Regions from separate parts of the Homo sapiens genome. Here region 1 is linked to region 2. The links are chromatin loops, found by intact Hi-C in ENCODE. Cell type or tissue: heart left ventricle. All regions are shown on one strand.

The links. A loop is a pair of places that touch in the nucleus more often than their neighbours do. Peaks named below come from ENCODE experiments on the same cell type or tissue, not always from the same donor. Only the 100,000 strongest peaks of a DNase experiment are listed, where the experiment ranks them.
Region 1: it touches region 2 in a loop (2.3-fold over the local background); 7 of 110 quality-filtered maps call a loop at or near these places.

What each region holds. Positions count from the first base shown.
Region 1 is chr1:7,205,387-7,210,386 of GRCh38, reverse strand. The region is part of intron 4 of CAMTA1 (calmodulin binding transcription activator 1); the gene reads right to left. Among named protein-coding and RNA genes, the nearest start is that of CAMTA1-IT1, 160 kb to the left of the region's middle. In heart left ventricle, a CTCF peak has its summit at 2,300; no DNase peak of the experiment used is centred here.
Region 2 is chr1:7,068,590-7,073,589 of GRCh38, reverse strand. All of the region lies in intron 3 of CAMTA1 (calmodulin binding transcription activator 1), which reads right to left. Among named protein-coding and RNA genes, the nearest start is that of CAMTA1-AS3, 57 kb to the right of the region's middle. RefSeq lists an enhancer at 2,906-3,025. In heart left ventricle, CTCF peaks have their summits at 2,810 and 3,014 (motif pointing right); no DNase peak of the experiment used is centred here; H3K4me3 peaks cover 713 bases.

The DNA of each region.
Region 1 (5,000 bases), 140 kb before region 2:
CCTGCCAAAATTGCATATCCTGAATCTGGTCCTAAGGAAACATCTGACAAACCCCAACCAAAGGACAGTCTACAAAATAAATGGCCTGTATGCTGCAAAAATGGCAAGGTCATGAAAGACAAAGACTGAAGAATTGATTGATGGCGATTACAGAGACATGGAAACTAAACATAACGTGAGATTCTGAATTGGATCCTACAACAGACTATTGTTTTTATTATTGTATTTTGCTAATAAAGGATATTGTTGGTTGCAGGAATAAAGTCTACAGATTGGATAATGCTATTGCATTAGTACTATTTTCCTGACTTTGACCATTGCACTGGCTTATGCAAGAGGATGTCCTAGTTCTCAGGATATACACATTGAAGTGTTTAGGGTTAACGGGGCATCATGTCTGAAACTTACTTTCAAATGGTTCAGTCATGTGCATGCACACATACAGAATGATAAGACAGATATGATAAAATGTTAATATCGGGAATCTGCGTGAAGGGCATATGGGAATTCTTCATTTTATTCCTACAACTTTTCTGAAATCTTGAAATGACTTAAAAATAAAACATTAATAAAAAATTAAATGCTATGTAATGTCAGAATTCTCTATTCTTTCCTGGTCCAAAATGGGGAGGTTCTACTGACTCGGAAATCTCTAAGGATTAAGAACTTCTGTGGCCATTTGACCCTCCCTGGAGTGTCAACATTCAAGGTAAACCAGGAGCTTACCAACCACTGCGACCTGTGGAGTAGGTAGGTGATGCTCTTGAGCTGAAGAACGAGGTTGTTTCATACATTACGCTGGCCAATTCCAACAGATTGTTGCTGACAGAGCTCTGGGTTCTCTCAAAGAGAGTGCCAAGAAACAGACCTGACAGCTGCCTCCCCCTCCCAGTTCTGGAACCACCATCAAAGATGCAATTAATCCAAGGGTGAGACTCCTTTTACTCACACAGCCTCAGATATGAATCAACCCCAAAGTGTTAATAGATCAACAGTTATCTCTAATACCAAATACAATTTGCATTTGAGATGACATCTGCAATATTTTAAAAGCCAATGTCTAAAACAACAAACTTGGCAGTTTTTCTGAGTAGCAATTAACACAGTGACTAATCCTATCAAGAAGACAGTAATTGGCATGGAGACATCCTTCTCACACCAGCGGCAGGTTGAAAAACTTAATCCTAACCTCTTTTTAACAGCGTAGACTCTAGAGCATCTCTGCGCATCAAGGAAACTAAAGCAATTATTAAGGACAAGGGTAATTACCCTACAGTTTCAACAACAACAACAACAAAATAGAAGTATTCAAACAACAATCACATAGGAGAAAGGGTGGGGCCTTGAATCATGGTTAAAGGCTATTTCGGTATCATGGCCAGACTAGGAATAGACTATGGTGTCTCCACGGCCCCACCCAGGACAGAGTCAACCACAGCCCCATGCCAGCCAGTCGGCCCAGCAATGGTCACTGTAGCACATAGCTTTCTATACGAAGGGCTCAAGTGCTGATCTAGTCAAGTAGGAGGTCCCAAGGATTTAACATGTGAAACAACACATATCATCAAGCTGGTCCCTTCGACATCATCAGAACCCACTATGTTTACTCTCAGCCCACATAGTCAAGTTATTCTCCCCAGGTATGACACCTTTCCCCAGAATCTGTCTAAAGCCTTCCCACTCTTCAAGGCTCAGCTATGGTTCTAGGAAACAATCCCAACCCACGGCAGCCCTCAATGAACACTGGGCAATTTAAGCGCCTCTTCTCGGACCCACAAGAGCAAAACACAGAGGTGCACATGTTGACTCATTGCTTCCTGTGGGCTGGCTTGATTTACACCTTCAACAGAATCACATGGTTTTCAAGAGTCAAGCCCCTGCCCTATGTAGCTTTCACATCACCTAGCACAGGGGTAGACAAACAGGTAAAATTCTGGCAAAAATTCCACAGCATCTCAGATGCCCAATAAGGTACCCAATACTCAATAGGGTAAAGGGAGAAAGAGGCTCTTTGTGTGTGTGTGCATTTTGACTGACCTGATCATTGCAGAATTTTCAATGAAGTATGTAGTATGTGTTTACCAAATGAACAAACAAATGAATGAATGCACAATGAACAAACCAAAGAACAAACCAACTTTCATGAGCCTGGATCAGTTTGTCTGGGAGGTTAGCAAGTGTATCCAGTAAGGTCAAGGCTATGGACAAGATGTCTGCACAAGCCAGCTGGCTTCTGCCAGAAAGCACTGCCTGACGGAAGCCCGGTCTACACCTGCAATGCTCCCCAGTTGCCTGGAGGGTGTGCTGTTGGCCACAAGAGGAGCAAGCATGGAGAGAGAGGCTTCCAGCTCGGAAGGGATGTGTTACCCTTTTATAAAGTAGATGACGTGGCATTTTATTGAGCATGGAAACTTCTTACCCATATGCTGTAACCAAACCTTAGTTTAACCCTGGTTTTGCTGGGCAGCAGAATGAGGGAAATGCTAATGGAGGACATCCCTGGACCTGAGGTGAGTGGGCACTTAGCTTTCAAATGCCCAGGAGAGGTAGCAGGGCCCCAAACACTAAAGGAAGAGAAGAGCTCTTATTTCACGAAGACTGGGGAGATAAAGGCAGGTCTTGGATCCACAAGATACCAGGAGCTTGGAATAGACCACACCATATGGAGAAGCACAGAGCCGGTGGTTTGGTCATAAGAAATAAGGGAAGGACACCTGAGTCAAGGCCACAACTGGACCAGCCACTGGCCTCGTGACCCAGGATCCTGCAATGTACCCCTTTAGAAATAGGGTTGATCCTAGATCCACCCATTAGAGGTGGGACAGGGCTCCAAGGTCAATTTTCAGTTGTGGGTGATTGTGTCGGTTGGAAAAATAGAGTGTATATTTTTAGGTGGTATATACATTTTTATCAGAATGAATTCAGCTTTTTAAAACAAGAAGAAAACATTCAATGACAGATTTTCCTCCTGAATTTGTAATATAATATGATAGAAGATTTTCTTTCCACATTCATTTTCTACAGACCTCCCTGTCAGTGTCAGCAACCTGGCCCTTGACACGCTCACTGGGTATCACTGGTGTTATCCAGCGATATCACCTAATGTAAACATGTCTCCTCTTCCAAGCGGGTGGAAAGCCCCAGGAGTGGTGGGGAACTGGGTCTTATTCATCACTAAGCCCTGTTCAGAGCCTAGTAAAGTGTCAGGTACAAGATGCTACTCAGTGGATGCTGATTGTTGATAATTATACAACAGATATAATGCAAGTAAGTCAGCAAAGAAATTCCTCTAGGAGGCCAGTACCAGGGCCAGACACTTCTCAGCTAATAAAGTGTTTAATTTTTACAGAAGTGTGTTTCCCTCTCAGGAGACTAGGAAAGCAGCGTTGCCATTCTCAACTCCTACCAGCAGCCACTGAATGAGAGAGGGGCACTTAGAAGAAGCAGGCCGGGGGTGGGGTGTGCAATCCATGGAGACTGTGTCCATGTGGGAAGCAGCATTTGGGTCAGAATTTGGAAACCAAGGACTTAAGAGAAGTCATTAAAAAGCATGCTGCTTCTGTGCCATTTGCACTCCCTCAGACTGACAAAATTTAAGCATTGACAATAGCTAATGTTGGTAAAAATGTGAAGCAACAGAGGCTCCCACATTACAGAAAGGAGTGAGAACAGAATTAACGCCTTTGGAAAACTACTTGACAACTTCAACAAATGGGAAACAATCTAAATGTCCATCCAAATACAAACAGATAAATATCCTGTGATATATTTATACAATGGAATAGTACACAGCAGTGAAAATAAATAATAGAGTTACAAACATCCACAAAGATGAATCTCATGAAAATATACTGGAAAAAAGCACATTATAACTCGAACACACAAAAAAGGATTCAGTAAACTAGCAGAATATAAAACTGGCACTCAGAAATCAGTACTACAAAGAAACTCCCATGTATAATAGCAACAATAAAGATAAACTATTTAGGAATAAATTTATTCGGGTATGTGCAAAACCTCCATGAGAAAACCTTTCAAAACTAAATAACACAAAAGTATTCCTCAGCAAATGGGAAGACATAAATTCTTCTTGGATGAGACAACTCAGTATCATCACAATGCCAGTTCTCCCTAAATTAATTTATAAATATAATGCAATTTTATGGAGCTAGACAAATTGATACTATAGTTCATGTGGGAAAATTAACCTTCAAGAATAGCCAGGAACACAGAAAAGCCTCAATGGGAACATAAGCCCTACCAGACACTAAAAATACTACAAAGCCTTCATAATTAAAACAGTGTATACTGGTGTATGAGTTGACAGAGAAGTGGAGTAGAAGAAGTCCAGATATGCCCCAACCACATTTGGAAACTCAGTATACGATAAAGGTGGCCTCTAAAATTACTGGAGAAAACAGATGTTTTTAAATAAATGCTGCTGGAACAACTGAATAACAATTTTAAAAAATTAAGTCCAGTATCTCCTACCAAGCACAAGAATGAATTCTAAATGAATCAAAGATTAAATGTAAGAAAAAAAATGAAACCATACGAGTACTAGAAGAAAATTGGGTTAATTTCTTTTTGATCTGGATGTAGGAAGAGGTTTTCTTACTATGACTCAAAAATACACACACAGTAAAAGAAAAGATTGATGAACAGGACTACACAGAAATAAAAAGTTTTTTCACAGAAGACACATCTGATATTCAAAGACACAAAAAGGTTGAAAGTAAAAGCATGAAAATAAATATGTCATGCAAACACAAAGTTGGAGTTGTTATACCATGTCAGATACAATAGACTTTAAAAAAATGTTGCAAGAGATAGAAGGACATTTCATAAAAATAAAATGGTCAATCTATCAGGAAGATATAACAATTATAAACACAATGCACCTAGTAACACAGCACCAAAATACATGAAGAAAAAATGGATAGATATGAAGATGAAGGTAGACCATTCAATAATAGTAGTTGGAGGCCGGGCATGGTGGC
Region 2 (5,000 bases):
TCTTGACCTTCTGCTTTCTCTGGCTGTTGCTTCTCAGTTTCCTTTGCTGGTTCTTCCTCATCCCCCTGTCCTCTAAACATCAGATTGCCCCAAATCTCCCCTGGGCCTTGTTCACCATCTCCACTCCCTCCCCAGTCATCTCACCCAGACTCAGAACTTTAAACGTCATCTCTGCACTGACTACCCCAAAATTTATGTTTTCAGCCTAAACTTCTCCCTCTGAACTCCAGGCTCCTATATCCAGCTGCCTATTAAACAATTCCATCCAAATATCTTCTAGGATCTTAAACTTTACATGCTTCACACATGAACCTACCATCACACCCACACTCACACCCCTTCTTTCTGTAGCTTCCCCCCACCTCAGTAGATGACAGCACCACCCTGCCAGTGACTCTGGCCAGACATCTGAGACTGATCCTTGTCCCCTTTCCTTTGGAAACATTAGAAGCAAATCTGTTCACTCTACCTTCAAAATATGGCCAAAATCCAACACTTCTCCCATCTTAATTGCTGCCGCCTTGGTTCAAGCTACCAGCACCTCCTCCCATCTAGATGACTGCATCTGCCTTTTGGATCTCCCTGCCTACACTCTTGCTTCTTCACACTAGTCAGGGGGACCCTTTAAAGGAGTGCCCATCTCACCCAGACTCAAAGCCAAGGTCCTCCCAATGACCTATCTGTCCTGCATGATCTGGCCCCAGGATTCCTCTGATCTACTCCTTCCACTCAGCCACACAGTCCCCTTGCTACTCCCTGAACAGACAGCAGGCTCCTGCCCCAGGGCTTCTGCACCTGCATCCCTTGTGCCTAGAAGAAACTCTTCCCTCAGAATCCTACTCGGTTCACTCCCTCACTTCCTCTGGGTCACAGCTCAAATGGTCCCTTCTGGGTAAGGCCTCCCTAACCACCCTGTGAAATAGCAACATCCCCTGACACACTGCCTGGCCCTCCACCCCACTTTCTTTTTTCTCCACAGTCGATAGTCCTGCCTGACGTTCTGCAGTGTACTCTGCATCTTGCTATACTATTTGTTGAATGCCTTTCTCTAGTCCTCACTGGAATGCAGAGATTTTTCTCCATTTTGATCACTGCTATATCTCCAATCCCTAGAACAGCACCCAGATTTCATAAATATTGAATGAAGAAATGAATGGATAAATGAATGAATGAGCAAGTAAATCTGTTCAAGGTCGCACAATAAATGCTGGTGCCAGGTTTCAGATTTGGGATGCGTGCCTCCGGAGCCCACACACCTCGCATCCATACTCCCCTGCCTCTGGCTGCCCAGACATGTTGCCTGACAACCTCAAAAGTCAGAAATAGCCAACCAGCACACAGCCAGGGAGGAAGATGGTATAAGCCCCCATGTGGCTAATGGAACCAAGTATCTGAAATAAGATGTTTGAATTGGAAAACTGAGGACATATTGCCATGACAGTAAAACCACGTGTCGTTCAGCTCAGCTGGGATAGGTCAGCATTGAGAGTGGTCATAGGGCTGATTTCCATGTAGAGCGGGGTACCCACAAAGCCCCACAAAGCACAGAACAAGCATTTGCCCTTGATTCCAAGAAGGCTCAGGAGATGCAATGCAGAAAAGCCAGTACGAGTCCATCTTCACCACTGGGGAAATCACCCAAAACCCTGATCCTACCAGCAGAGCCAACCTCTGCTTCATCCCTCAAAGACAGCTTGGACAAACACCTCCGTCCTCTTTGCTCATTTGGATAATGGCCCCCCAGGCAGGAGGACACGGGTATTTTCAGCACATTATGGCCCAAATCCTTTGTTTTAATTGGTCCCAGGCATTTCCACTTTTAGAGCCTCCTTCACTTACTTGGTTTAAAGAGTCAATCTCTGAATGATCCAATAGGAGCCCAGAGAGTAGATAAGATAGTGAGACTAATCTATAACATTTGTGTTTAATGGTTAGATATTAATTGGCTTTTTAAAAAGTGCGTAAATCGGTCCATTTTTAGTCTTTCTAATCTGTTGGTTCTCATTAATGAAGGAGCAATATTCATCAACAGCTCTGCACTACACATCACCTTGTAAAACTATAGTCCGTTTATTTTTAAAAAATAGATTTATCACGATTTGAAATATAGAAAGTCATTAAAATAATAATTAAAAACACAACTACAAGCACAATAAAAGTTTCATGATAATAAACTACATTTTAATGTATATTAATTCCCCTAATGATTTACTCCATACATCTTACAGGGTGAAATCAATGTCTGTACCAAAAAAAATTCAATTAAATTCTATTCACTGTATCTTTCAAGTGAGTCTATTGTTTGCTTTTGTCACCTATCAGGCCATTTGTCAGTTGTTCTAGCTCAAGATTACAAATAGAGGGGACATGGCCCCATCAAGGTCAGAAGAAACACGTCCAAATCCTCCCCAATCCACCTTTACCATCTCCTGTGCATTTGTCACTGATGACCTTGTTTGAGGAGAGGAGGAGGAGGGGGAGGCTCGCTCCAGTCCATACTCCTAAGCAAGCCATCAGTCTGCGGGCTCTGACTGGCACACTCTCTCTCATGCTCAGCCAGCCTGTGGGCCTCCAAGCAAGCCCCTGCAAAGAGCAAGCTCAGACTGTCCCTCTTTAAACTTCCTCTTGCCCCAAAACACACACCAAGTCAGCGCCTCTCTTCCAAAGCTCACTTCCCCTCAGTGTTCAGAGCCAGAAAAAGCACATCTGCTTTCCAGTCCCCTGCACCAAAGCAAGTCTTTGCCTTGCCTGAGTGATTTTTCTAGACTTAACACTCACACACAATCTCCATGCTGAGAAAACACTGCTGGCGACAGTTTGACAAGCTGGAGGGCTGCCTGGTGGAGGCGACTGGGAGGACTCCCTCTCTGGTCCCCTCCCTATAACCCACCCTGCCCAGAGATGCCTCGGAACCAGCAGGAAGACCTGGGTTCAGGGCCAGGCCTGGGTCTGAGTTGCAACCTGGGATCGTCGGCTCAACCACTCCCTTTGCTGGTGACCACTAGGGGGCAACAGGCATCACCGTGATGAGAGAGAAGGTCGTGCTCAAAAGGTTGTGCAAAGCCAGAGGAGCTTTCGACTTTGGAAGGAAAAGAAATCACTGCAGAGCCTCATTCTATCGCTGCGGGAAGACAACAGCGACCACCAGTATCACGCCCATTTTTCAAGTGAGGAAAAACAAGTAACTGAATGAAAAATGATTTACTACGGGACCCAACATGAATTAGTGTCCAAGCTGAAATAAACCCAGATGTGGCTGCTGCATATTCAGGCTCCTTCATGAATTCCCGTGAAAGTCCAGAAAGTGCAGTACAATATCCACGCCTCCTTTCTGGCCCCTCCGTAGCTGCGATGTCGGGGCGCCTATGAAGCCCTTTTGAGCCCGCCCCCATCTGATGCTGCTGTTCTCTGTGTGGGCAGAGGAAAGGAGAGGCCAGTGCAGCCCCTGAGGCTGGCGGCTCCGGACACTTCGGGCCCCGCCTCTCAGAAAAGCCCGTCCTGCTCCAGAGAGCAAAGGGTGCATCCTTCCGAGGGAGCTGCGGCTCACCGGAGGCCCCGCACATCCCCAGCGGAGGAGGGCGAGAGGACGTGAACCAGAGGCCGCGGCAAGGAGTAGCAGGCGCAGAGCTCTCATTAACCAAGATGGCCTCACGCTGGTGCCGGGCTTTATAAGTCTCAGCTGCACAATGCTTTTTAAAATATAGGTGCAATTTGGGCCTGTGGTTAATACTGTTTAATTTTATTTTGTACTGCGTAATATTTTCCCAAGTTAGGCCCAGGGTAAGTCTGGAGTCTCAGCTCCAAACTTTGCTGATTTGGCAAATGGATCCAGTTAGCAGCCACACACAAGCCCTCGCTACCAGCTCCTCTGCCAGTCCCCTGTTCCCACTCCACTCTCAGAGGCCACAGCACCCCCAGAGCCTGCTGTCCAGGCTCTCTTGTTCCTCTCCCCTCACGGGCACCCCACTACCCACAGCCCACCCTACGGAGAGGCAGACAGACCCTGTGGTCCCTGGGACCAGATGGCCCAAACGGTCCGCTGACAAAAGACCTGTCCCGTTGGCTGACCCTTGGCTCAATTCGTGTGTTTATTCTCCCAGCAACTACTGATTGCCCCGTTGCCCCGTGCCAGGCCCCCTGCATCCCATTTTCAGTTTGGAAAATATGATCACTGTGATCCCGATGGAAGGAGGTGAGGCTCCAAAAAAAGGAATTGCATTTTCTAATTCTGGTTCCACCACTTACAAGCTGTGTGACCCTGGGCAAGTCAGTTAACATCTCTGAGTCTCATATTTGTCCTTGGAGGGTCTCTGGGAGGGCTAGGTGAGACGAAGCAACAACCACCTTCTGCATAGCATGTGGCATGCAGTAGGTACTCACTAAATGACAACGGCCTCTTCGTGGTGAAGGATGACAATCTTTCCCAGTTGCCTTTGGGTTAAGGGAACAATCATAAAATAAAGACATGGCCGGAAATGGGAAAACACTCCTAGGATACCGGGGGCCCAGCAGGGTCAAGGGCATGGCAGGAGGTGTCTGAAACTTGCCTTTCCTGCTCGCCAGCTCTGCGGAGGCCAGGCCTGCGTCCAGCTTGGCCATTCCTCCCACCGTCCCTGGGTTCTCGAGCAAGCGAGTGAACAAAGAGAGGGAGCAACTTAGAGGAGAGTGTCTTCCTGCTCCACTGTCAATTATCTGCACAAAAACATGCTGATATATCTGCTTGGCCAAAGCACCCGGTAAGTGCTAGCATGTAATAAGAAAGAGAAAGAAGATTTTCACGCCCAGCATGCTAAGAAATAAGAAAATGACTCATAGTCCCAGGGCAGCCTTTCGAGTGGCTGGCAGGGCCCCTGCCACTGAGAGAGGCCCTGGCAGGCTAATTGGGAGCTGGGAGCTGAATTGGCCGGATGTTCAGTAGCCATGAATTTTTCTGAATCCCAATAAAGTGCCTTTTACTTTATTTGTCCAGATTATTTATAAATGGATTTTTCAATAAAAAA